3 separate regions of the Mus musculus genome follow, and all the other regions are linked to region 2. Evidence: chromatin loops called from intact Hi-C (ENCODE). Cell type or tissue: heart. All regions are shown on one strand.

Region 1 (8,000 bases), 230 kb after region 2:
ACTAATTGAGCTAACCTCCTAATTTTATGCAGAAAAGAACTCATTGGCTCAGTTATCTCAATTTAGATCTCACATTTGTTTTTGTTTTTGTTTTTCTGGTTGTGTGTATGTGTGTGTTGTGTGTTTTTAATGTTTTTATTATTATTATTATTTATTTATTATATGTAAGTACACTGTAGCTGTCTTCAGACACTCCAGAAGAGGGAGTCAGATCTCCAGATGGTTGTGAGCGACCATGTGGTTGCTGGGATTTGAACTCCGGACCTTTGGAAGAGCAGTCGGGGGCTCTTACCCACCGAGCCATCTCACCAGCCCCCAGTTATCTCAATTTAAAGTCATGACAGTATCATTGAGCCTATACCTACAACCCAGCACAGGGGTGTGGAGTCAGCAAGGTCTGGTGCTCAAGGTTAGCTACTGAGTACAAGGCCAGCTTGTTTTATGTAGTGACACTCCCCAAAGAGGTTGCTGTGGTAGCTCATGCCTTTCTTTAATCCCAGCACCCAAGAGACAGAGAGGCAGGTGGATTTCTGTGTGTTCGAGGCAGGCCTGGTCTGCATAGTGAGTTCCAGGACAGCCAGAGCTACATAGTGAGACTGTGTCTCAAAAAAACAAACAAACAAAAACGACAACAACAAAAAAACTAACAAAACAACAAAGAACCAATGAGGGAGAGAGAGAGAGAGAGAGAGAGAGAGAAGAAAATTCATGCATTGAACTGTTTTTCAGAAATTAGGAAACAGCTTTCCGTGAGTGTTGATTGTATGGTGACAGATCCAGCAGAATTAAGGGAGGCCTGCCCCAGAAGCAGCCAGGCCACAATGCTATTTCACAGTGTACGGGGTCTGAATAAAAGTGGCCTTTGTGCTGGTCTCAGACTGAGGGGCGGTGCTTGTGGCCATTTATGTTATTTCTCCTTAATGGAAATTGAGGCAGCCTTTAATCCTGCTATCACATGACAGCTATTTATTTGATTTTTGGTAATTTGGGAGCAGCTGCAGACAAACAATTATTCTACAAAAAGAGCCAAGCAGCTGTATTCAGACCCAGTCACCAAGTGGTTGGTTAATCACACCAAACTTCCCCTCTACAGCCTTCCCAAAACAGGTATAGCTTTAGCCACTCGCCTGCCTTTTAAGCATTTATGTGTTTGAAATGTATTTTCTTTTCCTTCTTTCCCTACTTCCCTCCCTCCCTCCCTCCCTCCCTCCCTCCCTCCCTCCCTCCCTTCTTCCCTTCCTCCCTTCCTCCCTACCCCTGCCTCTCTTGAGACAGGGTCTTACTATGTATCCTTGACTGGCCTGGAACTTACCGTGCTTGCCGACCAAGCTGGAAGAGCCAGAGTAGCTAGCTGTGTTGGACTCAGTCACCAAGTGATTGCTCATACTTCCCTTCCATAGCCTTCTAAACAAGGCATAGAAAGCTTTGGCGACCCATGTTTATTTCCCTTTCTATCTTTTTCTTGAAGCAGGGTCTTACTATGTAGCTCTAGCTGGTTGGAACTCATAGAGATCTACATGCCTTTGCCTCCTGAGGGCTGGTATTAAAGGCCTGTGCTACGCACTGTACTTGACAAAAAATACATCTTCCTAATTCTTTTTATCATTGTCACCTATTTCATTGGGGGTTCTGTGCCAGATACTGGCTGTAAGCGGTGCTGCAGTACTGAGAGTAGAAGAGTGCTTCCCCTCTGACAGGTGGGTGAGCATTAGCCACATTTTTGTGTAGTAAGTTGCTTAAAGAATCTGGTGTGAAAGATTGAACACAGAGGGCTGTGTTGGCTTTGGTTACAAACTCCCTCAGTGTCTGCTGTCTGGGTGTTCATTGTCACCTCTGTCCCATGCCATGTGCTTTCTCAAGCTGTAGCACTTTTCTGTCATTCTGGAGCCTAAAGACTGTGTCCTTCACACTGCCTGACAGCCCTGTCCTCACGGCGTTGCTTTACTTAGCCCTTGACGGTTCTTGCTAGAATGCGACTGTTCCTTTTTAAAAAATGGCACTGCCTACTTTCTTATTGACTCAGCCTTTCAGTAGGTACTTTAATAAAAGTTGTTATAGGGCCTAGAGAAATGAAACAGTTTAGCAGTAGGAGAATTCCAGAGGACTAGATTTTGGTTTCCGGTACCCACAACAGATGCCTCACTTGGAACTGTAGTTTCAGGGGTTGGTTCTGACACCACCCCTGTGACCTCTGTGGGCACCAGCATACACATGCATATTCATGTGTACACATACACATGATTTTAAAACTATTATAATCTAGAGGTTTAAGCCTTTGTGTGGTATGTAAGATCTTTATAGGAAATAAAGGCTTTTGATTTTGTATCCTTACCCCCGTCCCCAGGCATCTCCCTTCCTGGGGCATCAAGTCTACAGAATTAGGTCATCCTCTCTCACTGAGGCCAGACATATGTGCTGGGGGACCCTGGACCAGCCCATGAGACAATGATATAGTGGTCTATAATTAGAAGCAAGTCGGGCTGGTGAGATGGCTCAGTGGGTAAGAGCACCCGACTGCTCTTCCGAAGGTCCGGAGTTCAGGTCCCAGCAACCACATGGTGGCTCACAACCATCCGTAACGAGATCTGACTCCCTCTTCTGGAGTGTCTGAAGACAGCTACAGTGTACTTACATATAATAATAAATAAAAAATCTTTAAAAAAAAAAAAGAAGCAAGTCCTTTCAAAATAAAAATAGAATGTAGACTGCCCCATTCATTATAGAAGCTAAAAACCACATTAACATAAACATTATTAAAGTTAAATTGACTTGAAACCTTTAATCCTTAAGTCACAATAGTCACATTTCAATATGGTCAATGGCTTCAGGTATGTAGTGGCTGTTAACCTTGTACATGACAGGTCAAAAATGTCACTGCTGAAAGTTCTGTTAGTTGGCAAAGTCTAGAGCCTACAAAAGAGTAGGCATGTCTTTAAAGCATTTGGTGAAGTGGATTAGCCTAACTGGTCGTTATTTAAAGATTTAAATGTGTTTATTTACTTTCTGTGTAGAAATGGTTTTGCCTGCACATATGAATGTGTGCTATGTGCGTGCCTATTGGATCCCCTGAAACTGGGGTGAGCTACTAGGAATCTAACCTGAGTCCTCTGCACGGCACCAAATGCTCTTCACCAGTGAGCCATCTCTCTAGCCCTAACTATTCTTTTCTGTGGAGGTGTGTTCTAGTTGAACATTTTAAGGACTTGGCCTTCCCTGTGTATTCTCCACACTTCACTTTTTCCTTTGGTTGTGGCACCATCTAGTGCTTACACTTTGAAGCAATGCAGTCTTGGAATGTTCTGATTTTCATTTGGTTACAGTCAAAGAGCCCTAAAACAATTTTGCAAGTCTCTTTCCTTCCTTCCCACCATCCCCACCCCCACTTCTTCCTCTCGTGCTTTCCCTCCCTGTCTGTATATTTTACCATTCTCCAAAGGACCCAAGATTTAAAAACAGCAACTGAAGACTTGCTTTTTGATATAGGTCTCTGTATGTGTGGTCAAAACTCTTAAAGTGATCTGTAAGCATTATTTCTTCTTTAAAAGGAAAGAAGTATAGTATAACTTGAGGCAGCTTTATACCTGCAGTTATGTGTGAACTTGTGAATCATTGCATGCACACCCCATTGGTGAGTATGAGCAACTCATTTGGGCTTCACGACAATTCTATCTGTTCTCCACCTATATATGATGAAACTAGAGCAAAGACACCAAATGAAACTTGTGTAATATGTTAGTAAGTGCCAGAGCCACTACTGTGGCTTCAGAGTGTACTCATAGCCACCATATTGGAGCAGTGAGGCTCTGTGTTGAAGTGGCTATGAGGTGGATAGAGAGAAGACTGTCCAGATCTTGGGGCCCGTGTCTAAGAAGCAGTAGTCGTAGTCATTGTCGTTGTTGTTGTCCTAGTAGTACCAGCACTAGTAATAATAGAACTATGAGTACTGACCACCCAGGAGAATGTGGTCACTACCTGTCAGTGATTTTCAGTATAGGATAGGTAGGCATGGCAGCCCTCACCCCATGGTTTTGTTTCTTATGGTTTCAGTTACCCCTGGTCTAAAGCACTAAAGGGAAAATTACAGGAGTAAGTGATCTGCATGGAACTTGTGACTTACATAATGACCTGAGCAGAGTGAATGTTGACTGCAGCCCTCCTTGCCATCTCCCCAGATGCACCAGTCATCCTTTGCCTGCGTGCTGTGTAGGCTGACTTCTTATTGGTCACTTGCTAACCTTAAATCCCACACTTACTCCTGTAATTTTCCCTTTAGTACTTTATACCACACTGACTCCCTGTGAGTAAGTTCCACTATTCCATTCCTGTCTGCTCCTTTTCTAATAATTATATGGTAATATTAATCCATCTCATCTGCAGCTTTCTTCATCTTGAAGGTTGGGCTGCATTGCTCCTGCCTACTTTCTCGCCTCTCCCCCTCGCTTGCTGCTTTGTCAGCTCTGTATTCACCTCTATGTTCTGTTTGGTAGCATTAGGGTTTGGGTGCTATGGTGCTGATTGGTTTTGTTTGCTTTGGTTTGGTTTTGATTTTTTGACACAGTTTCTCTGTAACCCTGGCTGTCCTGGAACTCACTCTGTAAACCAGGTTGGCCTCAAATGCACAGATCTGCCTGCCTTTCTTTGCCTCTCTAGTCCTGGAACTAAAAGCATGTGCCACTGCCACCTGACTTCATTAGTTCTTCTAATTATAAAAATTATATTTATATTTTTTATGTGTGCACATGCCATGGTGTAAATATCAGAAGACAACTTGCAGGAGCCCTCTGAATTCAGGTTGTCAGGCTTGGTGGCAAATACCTTTTACCCACCGAGCATCTTATCTATCTATCTATCTATCTATCTATCTATCTATCTATCTATCTATCTATGATTGTATAATTTAGGTCTGGAAGATTTCATTGACTTTTGAGCATGAGTTCTAACTTAGTGAAGAATTTTAGGTTCCAGATGTATCTAGGAGTGTAACTTGAGCCTCTTTTCCCTGTGGGCACCGCTTGGACTGATTTTTAGACCATTCTTGCTGATTACCCTTTTTCTTTTGAAATGATAATGCTATTGATTAGACTAATGCTCTCTTTTATACTTTGTTATGCTTTGATTAGATTTCCTGGCCTGATCTTCTTTCTCCTTGATTTTTAAATACTCTTCACTTAATCTCATCCATTATGTGTGGATTAGACTGAATTTAAGCCCCTTGATGGGCTCCTCCAAATTCCAGCAGCTCCCTAGGTACTTCATAGAGGTCATGTCAGCAGGGTGCTGGAAACTAAGACAGTCCTGCTGTGTTCTCTGCCACTGCTCCCTGGTTCTGCAGGGGAAAAGCAGACACTCGCAACCTCTTACAGTTTGGTAATAGAGAGTTTCTTTCATTCATTCATTCACTCATTCATATTTTTGAGGTAATGTCTCATTTTATATACACCAGTGATTCTCAACCTTCCTAATGCTTCAACCCTTAGTAGAGTTCCTTATGTTGTGATTCTCAATCATAAAATGCTACTTCATAACTAATTTAGTTACTATTATGAATCGTAAATATCTGATATGAAGGTGGTCTTAGGTGACCCTATGAAACAGTCATTTGACGCCCAAAGGGGTCACAATCTCAGAACCGCTGATACAGATCAAGCTGGCCTTCAACTATGCAGCCCAGGCTGGTCTGGATCTTTATCCCTTAGCCTGCCTGCCAGTGCAGAGGTTGCTGTTACTGCTGCCATGTCCTCATTTTTTTAAAGTTAGTGTCTGTGCATGAGCATGTGCATGTGAATGTGGGTGGGTGCCTGAAGAAACCAGAAGCTTAAGATACCCTGGAGCTGGATTTATAGATGCTTGTGAGTACTGGGAACCAAACCCTGTCCTCTGGTGGAGCAGTACTCTTAACCATAGATCTATTTATTTCTCCACTCCCCAGGAATAATAATTTTTAAATCAAGTTTTGGGTAGTTTGCTGAACACCACTGTCGTAGTGGGATAGACCATTTTGCTTTTCTGGTTCAGAAAACATGAGCTGGCACTCCCTCTTCCTCCCCCCCCCTTCTCCATTTTGTACACTATCACAAAGTTTTAAGTGTGTTGGCGTTCTCACTTTATGTCTTAAGACGGTGTTTCCTGCTCAGATTAATATAACATGTCGTGTCATAGCACAAAGTTCTCAGATAGAGTCAGAAGCCTCAAACAGGTGTCTCGATGTGAAGAAATGGAGGAGGCACAGTGAACAGTGCATGTGAGACTGGGAAGTGAGCTAGGAAAGGCAGATGCCAGCGTGTAGGCTTGCATCATAATTAACATTACAATTATGTGTTGGGAACTGTGTTCTAGACTTTGTTGGTCAATTCATTTAAGCCTCACATCACCCTTTAGAGAATACATACTGTTTTCTTCTTCCTCTCATCTTAAAAGACAGTGGCAGAATTGTGGCTTAGTGGTCTTTAAGTAACTTGTTAAGGGGTTCTGGATATCTGGATAAGAGTCTATGCTGTCTTTTAAAATGCACATTATTTCATTACTCACCCTGCCCCCACCGCCCCAATAGTAATTCCCATTACTTTTGCTAGCCAGAGAATCTGATTCTTTGAGGATAAAAGCTGAAGCAGTTTTACTAAAGCTGCCCTGGGGGAGAGGGGCTGGAGGAATGGCTTAGTAATTAAGCACTTGCTGCTCTGGCAGGGGGCATGGTTTCAGTTCCCAGCACCCATATGGTGGCCAATGCTGCCCATAATTCCATCGTCAGCAGGGATCCAACACCCTCTTCTGGCTTCCATGGACATCAGGCAGACATGTGGTACACACATGCATACATGCAAGCAAAATACTTACACATATGATATAAAATAAATAAATTTTGCTTGTTTGTTTGAGACAGGGGCTCACTATGTAGAACAAGCTGACCTCACAGAGATCCACCTGCCTCTGCCTCCAGAGTGCTGAAATTAAGGATGTGTTCTACCACACTTGGCCCAAAACAAATAAATTTTCATGTAAAGTTGACCTAGGGATGTGGTGGACTGTTTCCATCTTCATTCTTTTCTGTTAAGTAAATAAGGAAGTGGAGGCCTGATCCAGCAATACGTGTATGTCATTCATACCTGGCTTAGATGACCTTACTTATTGATGGTTTTATGAGAACATAGCAATATTTACAAGTACTCTATTTCTGGTTCAGATGAGATGCCCCTGCCTTTGCTTTTTACAGCCTCCAAGAGGCTAGATAGAAAAGCTGGCTGATGGGTGGGGGGTGGAGAGAAAAGAGGCACCAGGCGGAAGTGACAAGCCTGAGAAGCAGACAGCCCTATTGATTCATGCTGCAAGCTACATTCTGGAGCAAAGAACTGAAATCCATTATACCAAGCACACAGCATTATGATCCCTTTGAAAAGCAGTTTAGATGCCATCTAATCCCAAATCATTTAAAAAAACAATTTTGAAGTAGCCAGATTTCTAAAATGCAATTTGTCTCAGACTAGCACAGTGAAATTAATGGAAAAATAACACTTTATTGGTATCTTCCTTTTATATATTGTGTTTAATTGTGTGACTAGGTATATCAAATTGTACTTTAGATAAGTACCAACAAGGAGCTAGGATATATCCCTTGTATATTGAAAAACTCACACAAAGATAGGATAGAAAAGAGACCCTACCAGACATTTCACCTTTTTTCTTTAAAAATATGTCACAAGGACAGTATAAAAGAAGAATTTTATACAAATAATCTTTATTCTTTCTACATATAGGTATTATTTCTGCATATGTGTGGTTGCCATTTCTTTTTGTAAATTCTAGATATGCAGTGCTATATACTACTACTACAACAATCAAACCTTACTTTGTATTAGTATTGCATTAATATTGTATGACGAGAGGTGATGTTATCATACAAGTTAAACTTTCAACTCTTTTTTTTTAAAAGATTATTTATTTTATGTATATGATTATACTGGTGCTATCTTCAGACACACCAGAAGAGGACATCAAATCACATT
Region 2 (8,000 bases):
TCTGCTTTTTTGTTTTGTTTTCATTTATCATTTTGTTTGTTTGTTTGGGGTGTGTGAGTGTGTGTGTGTGTGTTTGTGTGTGTGTGTAAAATATGTGCAGTGGTACTTGTATGGAGGTCAGAGGACAGCTTCCCGGGGTGGGTCCTCTCCTTGCACCGTTTGGATATTTGGATTACAGACATTGAGCTGAGGTTGTGAGGCTTGGCAGGAAGCTCACTACCCAGTGAGTCATCGCCCCTGTGCCCTACTCTGCTGTTTACTTATTAACTTACTTGATCCTCTCAAAACTTCCCTTTAACAGAGGAGTAAATAGGCACAAGGAGACTAGGTAATTGTTCAAGTTACACAGTGAGTGGAGAGGCTTGGCCAGGCAGTCTAATGCTACTCTGCTATACCTGGTTAAGGCCAGTGTAGCTTCCTGGTACTGGGTTTATGTAAACATGCATATTAATCTTTATTTTAAAAATATAAGGCCTAGAACAATGGCTCAACAGTTAAGAGCACTTACTCCTTTAAGTACCCAGGTTTGGTTCCCACTACCAAGATGGCAGCTTACGCCATCTATAATTCTAGTTCTAGGGGATCTGCTGCCCTCCCTGGCTTCCCCGGGCACTGGACACATACAGTGCATGTACATATATACAAGCAAATACTCACACACATAAAACCTTTTTAAAAACCAACGTTATAAGAATAGTATTGTTATCATGTTTTAACAGATGAGGTAACAAAGGCTTTAAAAAGTATTTGGTTTGCCTGATGATAGCCCAGAAAGTGTTGGAGCTAACCTAAAGCCTGTTAAATCTTCACCAGTTTCAGAACATGAGGAAACTGAGAGGTGAGAGTCCTCCCATGAGTGAGGATGGGAGACGGGAGGGAGGGCTCAAGTCCTGCTATCATTGGCATTTCAAGCTTGAGGAGGCGTGGTAGCATCCTGTTCTGACAAGATGTTTGACACAAACAGCTTATAAAGGAGAAGGTCATTTTGTGTCATGGTTTCAGATTTTCATCCATGGTCATATGAGCACTTTGCTGGTCACCACAATCTGGTCACCAAGTCTTCGACACATCCAAACCATAACCAGGTATGGGACATCTGAGGCCTACCAATTCAAACCAACCTCATAACTAAGTAGATTGATCTTTGAACCCAGGTGGCTAGGAACTTTAGCCTTTAATAACCAATAGCTTCTGTGACTAAAGAATCATGACTGCATTTTCTTATGGCCTCAGAGACACTAAGTGGATCAGAAATACTGAATGTTGGGCTTGAATGTTTGGATCTTTTCATAGTCCACTTTTCCCCTCAGTTTGTCATGAGAGTCATCAGGTGATTTGCCCAAGACATAGGAAGTCACAGGAACAATCTTCGAGGATTTTCTAATTCATTGCCCTGTGCCTTGTGGCTCTAGGTTCCAAATGCTTGAAGCTTGTACACATAGTGACTTCTCTATGTGTGTGCTTTCTGACTTTGACCTCCAGAAGTCCTACCTTGATGCCTTTTCCACTGTGAGCATGTGCTTGCTCTGACTTTGGGTTATTTGGCATAGCCTCAGAGGTTGTGATTGTTCTGTGAAGTCACCACTGGTAGGAACACAGCTGGCATACAGGATGTTTAGCTGTTTTTGGAATTAAAGCAAGCTTCTTGAGTTGTGATATAGATGGCTTCTAGAGTTAGTCTAGTTTGTTGAGCTTGCTAGCCCCTCACCTAAATGCTGTTGTAGTATAGTCATGTGTGGAGTCTGCGTCACTCCTGCTCTGGCTGTGAATGGATCTTGTAGGATACATTATAACGAAGGGTAGTTATTGGGATCAAGTTTCTAACATATACCTGTCTCTTATGTCTTCCAAAGTTCATGTCAGTTAATGTGCCCTAAAGTCTAGGCGAAATAGCTGTTGTTTTTTTATTGTAGAGACAGTACAGAAAGGGGAGTAACACTGTAGCTTTCAAATGAAGTCTGCTTTAGTTAAACCTACACTAAGAAAACACAAGTTATGTTTAGGGTGCCAACATGATATATTTTCTTCAGTGTATTGCTAATTCTAGTTCCCTTCAGAGTCATTTGCTTCCATGGTTTAACATGACCATAAAGGCAGTCGTCCCTGTCTATTCAGTCATTATGTGAGGAATATAAACAAGAGTGTTTGGTAATTAGTGGTCATTGACATGTAATTCTAAGGGTTGGGCTCCCCTTCAGCAGTAACACAGACTTTTGACCTTGCTTTGTTCTTAAAGGCTCCATTATTGCTACAGATCAGAATGGTTTATAATTGATTTGGATCAAGCAATGGAGAGTAGATCATATATCCTTGCAGATTTAATATAATTAAGGATTAAATGCCTTCAAAACCACACCACGAAATAAGTCAGTAATATTAATCCTTATAGATATAAAATAATGTACCAAATCTTATAAAATGGGCATAAACATTTTAAATATATTGACTTTTATAAGTTTTCCCTATAGTGTTATAAGATACCCATACAGCGCACAGAATTTTAGAACTTACATTATCATTTCTTAGGCTTCTCCTGCAAGCCAGGCACTGTAGTCAAATCAAAGTTGACTAAGCCCCTAAGAAGCCTGCAGTCTATGAGGAGTGAGCCCACGGGTGCAACAGTTGTGATGAAGATGGCTAGGCATGGTGCTGTGGCCAAAGAGCAACATTAAACAAAAGAGAAACTCTTCATTTTAGGGGAGGTTTCATGAGGACACTTATTTCAGCCAAATTTTGGAGAATTTGAATAAGTGAGGGTGAAGGTGGTAAAGGTACTAAACACATTTTGCTTGAGTAGAGGCCTGAGGTAGGAAAGGGCGTGGCTAATGAGGTGTCATTAAGGCCTCAGTATATGTTCTCTTCCCAAAGCCTCTATCAAACTGGGAGATGGCAGTTTTATTTCATTTTTAGATTGGAAAGCTGGTGGGATAGTGAGGGTAAGTCGTGGCAGCATCTCACTCAAGATTGTCTGATTACAAAACCAGCCTGCTCATGGCTGCCACCCATGTGGTCTTCACCACAGGAGATAGCAGGTAATACAACTCACAGGCTCTAGGCCGCTAGCTAGTCAGTTATTGATGTTCTGCCTTCCCTGGCATCTTCCAGCTACTCTTCCTAGGTATTACAATCCTTCCCTGTGTTCCATACCCAAAGGATTCATTCTTTTAAACTGTGAAGCCTAAGTGGGGGAAGCCTGTAATCATAATTATAGTATGATTATTAGCGTCAAAGAAATGAAGCTTGCATCAGAGATTAGCATAGTGCTGGGCTGGCAAGGCAGCTCACCAGCTGACCTCTGACCTCCACACACGGACTTTGGCAAATACTCCCCTACACACATCTTTTACACACATAGCAATAATGAATGTTTTTCCTTCAGGTGGGATCTCACTATGTAGCCCCAGCTGGCTTGGAACTCACTCTGTAAGTAGACCAAGCTGGCCTCACACTCAGAGATCTGCCTGCCTCTGCTTCCCGAGTGCTAGGATGATAAGCATGTGTCACCATGACTAGCATTAATTTCTTACGAGTCCCTGGTGTTTCAGGTCTATGTTATTGGGCTTCCTATGGCAGGGACTGAACCTACATACAGCCTTGCACACAGTGGACAACTGCTTTATTCCTTGGCATCTCTCAGCCCTTTTGTGGTACTCTTGTTTTCTTGAATCTGGCCTCATACTCACTATGTTACTGAGAATAAATAACCTTCAACTCCTGATCGTCTTGCCTTCATCTCCTAACACTGGGATTGTAGGAATGTACCACTAGGTCTAACATCTCTCTGGTCTCCTCCTCCTCCTTCTTCTTCCTCCTCTTCCTTTTCTTTCTTTCTTTTTTTTTTTTTAAGATTTATTTATTATATGTAAGTACACTGTAGCTGTCTTTAGACAACCCAAAAGAGGGCATCAGATCTCTTCATAGGTGGTTGTGAGCCACCATGTGGTTGCTGGGATTTGAACTCAGGACCTTCGGAAGAGCAGTTGGTGCTCTTAACTCTGAGCCATCTCTCTAGCCCTTCTCTTATTTTTCAAGACAGGCTCTCACTGTGTAGACCAAGGTGGTCTGGAAGTCATAGAGATCTGTCTGCCTTTGTTTCCATGCCCTATGTTCCCAGCCTCTTACTGGATAGATAACATCCTCTCGAACTAAGCAGATAGATCTGCTTTGTGTATATAGATAGATAGATAGATAGATAGATAGATAGATAGATATAGATATAGATATGTATATCAATCACATTTTTTCAAGTTACGTTTTCTTTACAAATTTCAGAAATGTGCAGAAAAGAGGAAGCTTATATGGGGGAACATAATGCAGAAACAACTGGGATCCTTTCTAATCAGATGGTTTACATAGGAAAGGATACTGTGTTGGCATCCTGTTTCATCCTGACCCCAGACCCATGAGGGAAAATCAGCATTGGACTTTCTCGGCACTTGTCTGAGACCCCTGGGTCTCCTGTATGCCCTCACTGGGACCGGGATTTGGGGAGGTGGGGGTGTGTGGGAAGGGCTGGCGAGCAGTTCTGTCTAGCCTCTGTGAAACATTCCAGTCAGCATTGTGCTGTTTCTATAACAAAGGCCCCTTAGACCTTCTTGTGCCATCCCTCAGGGAGCCAGCAGAGGGAGCTGTGGTCCCAGAACTTTTTTCAGCATTACAAGTTTTAGCTTTGGGAAGAAAAAAACCAAACATCTTTCCTGACTTCATCTGAACTCCGATGCAATAAGAATTTAACTTGAGATAGGTGGTGGTGCCAGCCCCCTGGTGGGAGCAGACCAGGAGCTTCTCTAGCTGCTTGAACTTGAAAGCCATAAAGAACTCCGATTTCAAGGAAACGCCTGTTTACTGTACTGATCCAAATCAGCAGCTCTCAAGAAAGGGGAGTGCCTTCTTGACCTCGATCTTTATTGATCTTGGTATCAGCACTTGCAGTGACGTGTCCTGAGGGGGCGGGAGAAAGTTAACTAGGGCCTTATACTCAGAAGAAAGCCAGCCTGTTGCTGAAGGAAGTCTGCACAGAGGCGATGGTCTAGAGTGCCCTATAGGCACTGCAGTGCAGAGCTTTGCATCCGCTCTGATTCCGAGTAGTAGGCAGAGGTTTTGAGGCTGGCTGGTAAGAGATTCGCCAGGTGGTTGGCTCAGAATCTTGATCTGAACAGGAAGCTTCTGTGAAAAGAGATAAGAGCTTCTTTTAACCCCTGACCCCCGAGTCACTGGGCCTGTGGTGTTCTCTGTGGTCTTCAGGTAACCCTGGCCTTTGCAGACCAGCTTTCCATTTTGCTTCAGGACATCCCTTAGCCAAGCCTGCACTATGGAGAAGTGGGACGGTAATGAGGGCACCTCCGCTTTCCACATGCCTGAGTGGATGGTGAGTTCTGCTGCTTTCTCCTTCTGCTGCTTCTGACAGGACAAGGACCACTGCTGGGATCTAGGCTGGGCAAACAGCCACTATCTTCTGATTACCTCCTGTGCACTGGGTCTCTCCTGTGTGGTAATTGCCAGAGAGTCTAGGGAAGGGGAGGTAAAAGCAGGTAGGCCGGAGCAGCGGACTGCCCGGTGGTGGGTGCTGACCTACTATGCTGATTGATGTACTGAGCAGATGGATTGTTCTTTGATTGTTTTGTATTCTCTTTAAAGTTAATGTTAAGTTGTGCTTCGTGGGTATAAAATAAAAAAGAATATGGGTAAAGGAAGACACAAAACTAGAACTTATAAAATGTTACATTCTCCAGTATCTAGAAAATCTAACCATTTCTCCCTTCCCTGTCTTTTTTAGTCAGCTCCTTGTAGCAAGTGTATTGCTACAAGGCAAGAGTTTTACTTCTCTTCATACAGTGTTCCCAGATACCATATTTGCCTGATAAATAGTTTTAGTAAAATAATTTTAAGTTGATATTTGTTAATAAGAACTAGCACATAAAACCAACCTTGTGAAGCATGGTGGCACAGGCCTGTCATCCCAGCACTTGCAGGGTAGCAGCGGAAACTCAGGAGTTCAAGCCCAGCCTTAGCGACATAGTGAGTTTGAAGCCAGCCTGGACTCTAGCTGGTCCTATCTCAAAAACAAAGAGTGGCAAGTCGGCTGTTGATTTAAAAACTCTCTTAATTACATTTTGTTATGAGGGGAGGTGTTCACTGTCACAACACACATTTGTAAGTCAGAGGACAACTTGCAGGAGTCAGTTCTCCCTTCTGGGAAATATATCTAGTTCGGCTGCAGGGGTTTCTGTTCGATGATCTATCACCAGTCCCTTAACTGTTGATTTGAAAAAACTCCTTAGTGTCCTGACTGGTTTCTTATAACTCCTTGGACTTCTTGGACCCTGTCTATGTATTTCCCTATTATAAACTTGTTAAACTTTTATAATGCATTCTAAATTCTCTTTAGTTTATAGAGTTAGGGACTTAAAGAGATAACTATTAAAATAATAAGATTAAGTATATAGCAGATGTAACAAAGGCACAGTAGAAAATTCTACCTGTATATTGTGATTGTGAGGCTAGCCTGGGCTCTAGCTGGTCCTATCTCAGAACAAATGGTGACAATTTGTCATTTAAAAAAGAGATTTGCTTCTTTCACATCTGTGTGTGTGCCTGCTTGTCTGTATGCTCACCTCAGGTTTGCAGGTGCCAGCTGATTCCAGGAAAGGATGACAGATCCCCAGGACCTAGAGGTATAGGCTGTTGCGAGCTATCTTATGTGAATGCTGGAAATTGAACCCAGGGCCTCTGAGAGAGCAGCAGGTATTCTTAACCACTGAGCCATTTCTCCAGCCTATGTATGTCATTTTTATAGATGCTATTGGTATTGTTTTTAGTAATTTTTAGTATTGCGCTCATTTAAAAGATATCTGATGGAAAGCAGTTGTATTCGTAAGACGATTTCAAATGCAGTGACTTGGACTAATGGAAATTACTCTCTTCATTCTCTGGCTAGGTTTTTAACTCGTGTTTTGATTTTGTTCTTTGTTTTTGAATCTCCAGCAACTTAGTAATAACCTAAAGAGTAGGAAATTTGGTTTTGTTATAGGAGGGACCATAGCGAGACACTAAATTTCGTTTCTGAAAAGGAGTACTACAGGAGAACCCTACTGGACACAGCCATACCACTCCAGAGCAAAACAAAGGTTCTCGTAATTTACATTGTGTAAAGAGCAGTCCTCCTCGTTGTCCCCAGATAACATGTCTGCTCAAAAAGAGCTTCTCCCGAGACTGCTCCTTTTGCCTCTCTGCTTATGTGGACAGAAAGCTCTCCTAAGGGACTTAGGACTGTTTCTTAAGGCATGTGACCAAGGGCTTCCTAGTGTATGGAGGGCATTTTAAATATTTTGATGTATCTCTCTCATTTGGCCTTTATTTAAAAAAACAAAACACACACACAAAAAGACAGGAAAATCTCTTTAATCAGTAGGAAAGAAGTGCAGACCAGAAGAGAGAGGCTTATCTTCAGTAATGCCATGAGCTCAGTTGTTCTTTCTTCGACTTTTGAGGCTTTCTTTCAGATACTGCCCAAGTCATTAGCTTCTGATCTGGTCTGAAGGTGACACTGATAACTGCTTAGCCAGCAGCTAGCCCTATGCACCTCTGGTGCATTGCCTATAGATTTTCAGATCTCACCTGCAAACTGTAGAAGTGCCTTTTAATCTCCAATAAAAAACTCTGGAGCCAGATCCAACGTGCAGACAAAATGTCAAGAAATTTTTAACAAATGTCTGCCTTACTTTTCAGTATGTAGATTAATGTAATGAACTCACTACTGCAATGGCTCTGCTGCTGAAGGACACAGAGGCCTCTCACATGCATTTTCTGGAGGAACATAGAGCAGAGTTGTACCCTGCCACCCAATGCCCATTGTTAGTAATCACCAGCAAAGGGTCGTGTGTGCCCTGAGATTGATGGAGGATTCAGGCCATACTCTTTCCTGATATGTCTTGGGCCTTTGTAGGACAGTCAGGACAGAGTATGGAAACCCCAAGCTCAGTAAATGACAAGGTAGACCT
Region 3 (8,000 bases), 89 kb after region 2:
CAGAGGTCCTGAGTTCAGTTGCCAGCAACCACATGGTGGCTCACAACCATCTGTAAAGTGATCAGATGCCCTCTTCTGGTGTGTCTGAAGACAGCTACAATGTACTCATATACATACAAAAATAAACATAAAAAAATAAAAATTAAAATATAAAGAAATACTTTTCATTCGGGCTAGAGAAGTTTGGAAGAACCACTATTTCGCAAAGTGGGATAGACAAGGATGGCTTTCCTCTTTTTCTCTCTCCTAGATTGCACTGCTTAAGATTCTGCTGGCTGCAGCTCCCACCTCCAAGGCTAAGACAGACTCTATCAATATCCTGGCAGATGTCCTGCCTGAAGAGATGCCGTGAGTGTCTCGTCTTCAGGCCTCTGTCCCTCCGCACTGTGGTAACAGGAGTTGTCTGAAGAGAAGTCTTTCCTTTTCTGCATGGCCTTCTACCTACTGAGCTCTATGGAACTCAGAACTAGGGTCCAACAGAAAACCTCAGTGCTGATATATGAGTAGCCGCCAGATACATGAGTAGACAGCACCAGTGGATAAGTTTGCCAGAGACTGGACACATGAACAAAAAGATCATGAAAGCTTTCTCCTGGATAGATTCCTAAATGGGAACTTCAGAGATTTCCCTAGCAGAGAAGTTCAGGTTTCCTAAATTCTGACTATATATATATTCTGACTATAGATATAGACGTGTGTGTGTGTGTGTGTGTGTGTGTGTGTGTGTGTGTGTGTGTGTGTGTGTAGCCCAACTACTTGGGTCTTTCATCCCTAGGCCTCCATCCATCCCTACCTTTGTACTAATGCTTCATCTTCCCCTTGTAGTGTAACTGTTCTCCAGAGCATGAAGCTAGGCATTGACGTGAACAGACACAAGGAAATCATTGTAAAGAGTATCTCTGCCCTGCTCCTTCTACTTCTCAAACACTTCAAACTCAACCATATCTACCAGGTGAGCAGTTAGGGACGCTACATTTCAAGCTCCAAGTATTCCTCATGCCATAGGGGCCACACAGGAAGTCTTGTACTGCTGTGTATTTTACTTGGCCTTTGTTTGTCCTGAATGAGAGAGTCCAGCTACTTGTGGCATGAGTGTATGGTGGGATATGGAGTGGGATGTGGGGAGCCATCCTAGAAAGATACAAAAGTCTATATTCTTTGTAAGTTAGCTCCAGGTCTGGCTAGGGATTCTTAAGAATACTCCTAGCTAGTTAGAATCAGTTCAGCCATTCAAGAAAGGTCCCTGGGCACATTGGCCATACTTGTCTGTAAGTGAAGCACTATTCTGAATCAGATCTAATTCTAAATGAGACACAGATCAGACTCTTACAAGCCACACAGTCTTGTAACAGATCCATAAACGCCCACTTGTAGAGTGGTGTGATACAGATAGGCACTGTTGAAATACCTAATCCAACCTGAGGTAGAGAAGAGTTGACTTTTAACCTAAGTCTCAGAGAAACAGATGTTAGCCAGGAAATGAGACTTATCAGGAAAGAGAAAACCCAGCTCAAGCAGAAAGTCCAATATGTGAAAGCTCAGAGGTGAAACAGCAGAGAGCTTTTGGAAACTAATTAAATGTTGCTGGAGTTCTGCCTCTGAGTGGGGTGATAGAGATGATCGGCTGATATGTGAAGCCACAGGGATCATCAGGGATCGTATATCTGATAACACATGATTATGAAATACCTATATTGTGCTTGACATCCAACAGAGCTTTTGTGAGCTTCTCACCTCTAGGAATCCTTATTTTATCCCTGGTTTTTTTTGGGGGGGGGGTGGGGACTGGTGGCATTTTTGGGTAATTTTTTTCTTTAGTTGTTATTGCTGGTTTGGTTTGGTTTTGAGACAGAGTCTCACTGTGTAGCTGTCCTGGAACTCATTATGTAGACTAGGATGGCCTCAAAGTCACAGAGATCCTCCTACCTCTGCCTTCTGAGACTGCACTCTGGTTTATCTCAAGTGGGGAGATTAGGGTTAAAGTCAAGACTTTGCTTTGCTTTCCCACAAAGGCATTGTTTGCCTTGGGCTGTAGGCATTACCAAGGTACAAGGACAAGATGCAGACAAGTGAATGGAAGCTTCTCCTTTAGAGAGCCTGGGAATATGGAACCCTTCTCATTTCTGCCCTGAGGCCTTACACCATTTTCCAACTAAGCACTCAAAATAAAGCCTGATAAAAGAAAGAGTCGTGTTCAGGGAAGGCCGGCACGGGCTGAGACTGTGGCTTTATCCTGTGTTTGCTGAGCAGCATCCACTAGGATGTGTTTCCCAGTGTTTCTCTTGAAGGGCAGTAGATAGATCTATAGCCAGACTGAGAGATGTCCTGAATGGCCGGGCCACAGTGTGTGTCAGCGTGGGGAAGTCCAGACAAAGCCTGAACAGAGCTCAGAGTTTTAAAACTTCCCACTTTCAGTAGTACGTATGTACTAGCTCCTTTATCTAGAACTTGGAAAATACTTTTGGGTGGCTTCCAGGGAGGAAATGCCAATTAGGAGAGAGAAGCAGTTATGACATAAGCTGACTCCCACCTCTAACCACATACTCGGGAACAGAAAGCAGCTTACCCTTCTGCCATGGCTACTTCTTGCAGATGACACAGAGATACAGTTTTAAAACACCATAGTTCTCTGCCTTTTCTACCTTGTTTCTGTACTGTCCCAGCATGCTTAGGCTCAGATTTGGAGGCATCCTTTGTTTCTGGTGTTCCTCCGTACATCATAAACAAAATCCAGGGTGACTAACTCTATACCTTTGTTCTTATTGCCACTTACCCCAGTAGGTCTCCCTGGACATGGACCCCATATGGATTTAAGAGAGCCAAATAGAAGCCCTAGTACTGGTATTTATCTCATCAAAGGCATCCTGGACTGGCTGAAGAGGCTCTTGTTCATTCATTCACTGACACATTGATAGTCTAAGTATTAGAAATAAGGCCCCGTACTGGACAGAGTACTGAAACCACATTCCAGTGGTTACTATGTGCTGTCTCCAGCTTGACTGATGCCAGCAGTTGCCAAGAGGTAGCGGCACCTGTCCCTGTATATCAGTCACAGCTGAAGCATTACAACCCAGACCTTGAGTATGGAAACCAGCTCCCTCAGGGAGGCTTTCTTTCCCACTGGGCTTAGGAAAAAAAGTCACAGCAATTCTTGCTTTTTTTTTTGTAGAGTATGCTTGTTGTTTTTTCTTTCTTTCTTGTATGTTTACTGTGTTTTTGATCAAAAGCTAGTAGCATCCACTGCAGATTATAAGATAGTCTGTAAGTAAGATAGGCTGGCTGAATGTGAGTATCCCCATTTCAGAGACTGACAGACTGATAAAACAATAGACAGTAGATATTCTTTTTTTTTTTTTTTTTTTTGGTTTTTCGAGACAATGTTTCTCTGTGTAGCCCTGGCTGTCCTGGAACTCACTTTGTAGACCAGGCTGGCCTCGAACTCAGAAATCTGCCTGCCTCTGCCTCCCGAGTGCTGGGATTAAAGACCTGCGCCACCACGTCCGGCGACAGTAGATATTCTTATGAGTGGATTTATATTTGTACTTTCCTGTCTTTTTTTTTTTCAAATACATGCTTCATATCTTCCCCCAAATAAGCAAACTTTTCTGCTTTGATCTTTTAATTCAGTTTGAATATGTATCACAACATTTAGTGTTTGCCAACTGCATCCCCTTGATCCTGAAGTTCTTCAATCAAAACATCCTGTCCTATATCACTGCCAAAAACAGGTATGGGCTCTGGACGGATTTCAAGGGAGTACTTTGGATAACTGAGAAAATTCCTTCATCTCTGCACCTTTAATTTCTTCTTATATCATTAGTCCCTCCTTTCTTTTTCTTTTAAAGATTTGTTTGTTTGTTTGTTTACATGAGTACAGTGTAGCTGTCTTCAGACATACCAGAAGAGGTCATTGGATCCCATTACAGATGGTTGTGAGCCACCATGTGGTTGCTGGGAATTGAACTCAGGACCTCTGGGAGAGCAGTCAGTGCCCTTAACCATTGAGCCATCTCTCCAGCCCTAGTCCCTCCTTTCTTAGAGCTTTTAAATTTGTTCCTTTTTTAATTTTTATTTTCATTGGTACACACATGTCAAAGCATGGGTGTGGAGGTCAGAAGACAACTTGCAGAAATAGGTTCTCTTCTTCACCAAATGTGTCCTGGGGATGAAACTCTGGCTGTCTGTATTAGCATTAGGAGCTGAGCTATCTTGCTGGCCCAAAATATGATTTTTTTTTGAAGGCTAGATGTTCTTTTTTTATTGGGGGCAGTCAGGTAAGTGAAAAAGTTGCAATTGAATGCAGCAAAATTAAAATTTTGCAGACTGTGGCTGCATGTAAATGCAGCTTCTATAATTTTATAGATTAGTTGATGTTTCTATTATCATTTTAGGGACAAAGACATGCTTTTGCTAGTATTTTTAAATATGAGAAGCTTTGCCGGGAGCAGACTTCACTCAGAAGCAAGCTTATTTTTTTTATTTTTTATTAGTTATTTTCTTTATTTACATTTTAAATGTTATCCCCTTTCCTAGTTTCCCCTCCGAAAATCCCCTACCCCCTTCCCCCCACCCCCTACTCCCCAACCCACCCCACTCCTGCTTCCTGGGCCAGGCAGTCCCCTTCCCTGGGGCATAGAACATTCACAGGACCAAGGGCCTCTCCTCCCATTGATGATCGACTAGGCCATCCTCTGCTATGTATGCAGCTAGAGCCATGAGTCCCACCATGTGTTTCCTTTGACTGGTGGTCCCTGGGAGCTCTGGAGGAACTGGTTAGTTCATATTGTTGTTCCTCCTATGGGGCTGCAAACCCCTTCAGCTCCTTGGGTCCTTTCTCTAGCTCCTTTATTCAGGACCCTATGCTCAGGCCAATGGATGGCTGTCAGCATCCACTTCTGTATTTTTCAGGCACTCAAAATATGATATTTTTACATCAATAATTTCACTTAACATTGGCAGTGCTAAGAAATAGTACCAGTTTTGTTCTCATCTTGCCAGTTAGGAGATAAAGTCAGATAAATTCACAGAAAAGTGAATTGGTTTGCTCAAGATTATGAACAAAGATGGATTCACCAATAAAGGGCCACATAAACATGAAGACGTAAGTTCTGAGCCCTAGAACTCATAAAAAAAAGTTGGGTGTGGCAGTATACATCTATGATCCCAGCGCTAGGGAGGTGGAGACAGACAGAATCTTGGCGCTCACTGGCCATCTAGCATAGCCAAATTATTGGGCTCCATGTTTAGTGAGAGTCCCTGTATCAGAAAAGTAGGCTTTCATTGCTGTGAAGAGACACCATGACCAAGGAAACTCTTCTAAAGAAAAGCATTTGGTTGGAGCTGGCCTCCAGTTTCAGAGGTTTAGTTCATTATCATGGTGGGCAGCATGCCGACCTACAGACAGACAGACCTATTCAAACCACCACAGGGTTGAAATTTCATTGAGCACTGGAAATAGAAGGAACATTAGACATTAACTAGCCCAAATTCTGCATTGTACTCGTAAAGGGGAAAGGAAACAAAACCAGCCCTTATTGAGTGACTGTGTTCCTATTGCTGTGTGTGCCTTATTTCCTTTCCTGACCCAAGCCTGATTCCCTTGGCTCACTGAGGAGCTTGTAGCTTTCTTGCAATTCCCACTGTTTGGTGACAAACATTATTACATATCAGTCTTGAGCTACTGTTTGATCAGCAATGCAATAAGCAGCAGCCCTGTGCTTCGAGCTTCCTTGAGGGTGGCATTGGAAGTTACCCCCGGAGTTCCTGGCTTTCAGAAGGATCAGGAAAAAAGCCAAGAGATCTTCTTTTCATCTTCATAACCACAGATTATTTAATGGAGTGTGTTTGGGCAGCATCTCTGGGAATACTTTTATATTCACATACACACTTAAACACAGAGGCAAATGAACCTAAGTTTACATATTCCCTAAAGAACCCAAGAGAGCTAAGAAGGAATGGGTCTGTCTTTCTGCTTTAACTTTTTTTGCATGTATCAGATAGGACCAACCTAAACGAACTCCATGGTTCCTCTGTGGCTGAGGAGATGAGGGTAGAGTTGCCCAGCACGAGTGCCCTCAATTTCAGCGAAGGGCATGAAGCAATCTGAGAAACATATAAGTCTGCAGGGGAGGAATAACTCCTGCCCTTTTCAGAGGTAGGCACTTCCAGCTGTTGCTGTTTACCTAAAGCTTGTCCTTATCTCTGCATCTTGCAGCATTTCAGTGCTGGATTACCCGTGCTGCACCATCCAGGATTTGCCAGAGCTTACTACCGAGAGTCTGGTAAGCAGATGAGGATTTGTGGCCTTTGAAATTGGCTGATGGCAGAGGCTGGCATTTGCTTTTTCATGTCTTCTCTGGCCCCATGATGCCATGGTTTGGAAGTCTGAGATCAATGAAGGCATATTGGCAAGAGCACAGAGGTTGGCAAGGGTTTAAAGCTGCTGAAGGGTTTGGAAAAGCTGAGCCTAGCATCTTACAGAGGAGAGGAGAGTCAGTGGAAAACACTGAGGAGGAGAGGGAATTTAGAAAGATAATGAGACTGGAACACAATATCTATGCTAATTAGCCAGAGAATCTCTTCTGATGTTCTGATGTGTGTCACACACACACACACACACACACACACACACACACACACTCCATCTTCTTTGTATTAAGTTGCGCTGTAGGCAATTTGCTTCTCATTTTTATGTTAGTTATCAAGCCCAGCAGTATGCATCTTGGAAAATTCCTTGCCCAGGAAGATCTTCATCCTGAAGCAGGCCTAGGCAAATCAGAAAAGTTCCTCTGAAATATTCTGAATTTTCTGAAACTGCCTGGCCAAATCGTGTTTAAGATAAGGCATCTATCTACTTTAAGCTATATTACCACAGCTTTTCAGACACTAACACTATGTCTAGTACTTTGAAGACCTCAATAATACTAATGATGTTATTCACCCATGGGTGCTACAGCCCTTTGTCCCCCAACTTTAATACTTACAAAATGCTGGGTCAGGAAAGTATATTATGGAAAAAGAGAAAAATTCCTCTTGTAGTGCAGGTTTTATAAGCCCGCAGAAGCTGATTTGAAGCAGGGGACACGTCAACCGTTTGACTCACTTCTTTCTATGTCAAAGATGAGAAGCAAGTGCTCAGTGGATGGACTGACTTGTCACAGACCCTAAACTAGACATGAGTCTAAGATCCATGCCCTGAAAAGTCGTGGCTAGCTCATGCTTTGCTACTGAGCAGCCAAGGAAGCTGGAAGGTTTTTACTCTTACAGAGATGTAAAAACGTATCTAACTTTTATTGTTAACATGCTAGTATTGAATCTGTAAAACAACCCTATAAAGTTAATGTTACTATTTTGTTTGTTTTCTTTTGTTTGAGACAGGGTCTCTCTATGTAGCCCTGGATGTCCAAGAACTTGCTAAGTAGACCAGCTTGACCTTGAACTCATAGAGACCTGCCTGCCTCTGTCTTCCTAGTGCTAGGATAAAAGACATGTACCACCACATCTTGCCCAATTTTATAGATGGAGAAGTTAACTGCTAAGAATTTATAATTGGAAATAGCAAAGTTGGGCCTGGAGAGATGGCTCAGTAGTTAAGTGCACTGTCTGCTGGTCCAGAGGACCCAGCTTCATGGCAGCTTACAGCCATCTGTAATTCTAGTTTCTGAAGATCTGATGTCTTCTGTCCTCTAATACTGTTGTGTGCACATGGTACAAAAAATACATATGCAGACAAATGCCTTACACATAAGATAAATTAGGAAAGATAAAGTAGGAAAGGATGTCTCTGAGATTAAAATTTGGAAGGAATATTTTATCCCATAAACAGTGGACATAGTAGCATTAAAATTCTACTATTGGCCTGGTATAGTGGCACACGCCTTTAATCCCAGCACTCCGGAGGCAGAGGCAGGCGGATTTCTGAGTTCCAGGCCAGCCTGGTCTACAGAGTGAGTTCCAGGACAGCCGGGGCTACACAGAAAAACCATGTCTCGAAAACAAGA

What was found. Peaks named below come from ENCODE experiments on the same cell type or tissue, not always from the same donor. Only the 100,000 strongest peaks of a DNase experiment are listed, where the experiment ranks them.
Region 1: a loop joins it to region 2, with 8 times the contacts of the local background. A loop is called at or near these places in 14 of 42 quality-filtered maps.
Region 3: a loop joins it to region 2, with 6 times the contacts of the local background. A loop is called at or near these places in 12 of 42 quality-filtered maps.

The regions. Positions count from the first base shown.
Region 1 is chr6:30,078,290-30,086,289 of GRCm38, forward strand. The region is part of intron 1 of Nrf1 (nuclear respiratory factor 1); the gene reads left to right. Among named protein-coding and RNA genes, the nearest start is that of Nrf1, 34 kb to the left of the region's middle. In heart, a CTCF peak has its summit at 3,263 (motif pointing left); no DNase peak of the experiment used is centred here; H3K27ac peaks cover 1,923 bases.
Region 2 is chr6:29,848,772-29,856,771 of GRCm38, forward strand. All of the region lies in intron 1 of Ahcyl2 (S-adenosylhomocysteine hydrolase-like 2), which reads left to right. Among named protein-coding and RNA genes, the nearest start is that of Strip2, 64 kb to the right of the region's middle. In heart, no CTCF peak of the experiment used is centred here; a DNase peak (open chromatin) is centred at 4,520; H3K4me3 peaks cover 603 bases; H3K27ac peaks cover 1,648 bases.
Region 3 is chr6:29,938,212-29,946,211 of GRCm38, forward strand. It overlaps Strip2 (striatin interacting protein 2), which reads left to right. Exons shown (of 21, transcript NM_177204.3): 15 at 251-348; 16 at 826-952; 17 at 3,628-3,728; 18 at 6,215-6,281. Among named protein-coding and RNA genes, the nearest start is that of Gm31103, 22 kb to the right of the region's middle. In heart, no CTCF peak of the experiment used is centred here; no DNase peak of the experiment used is centred here.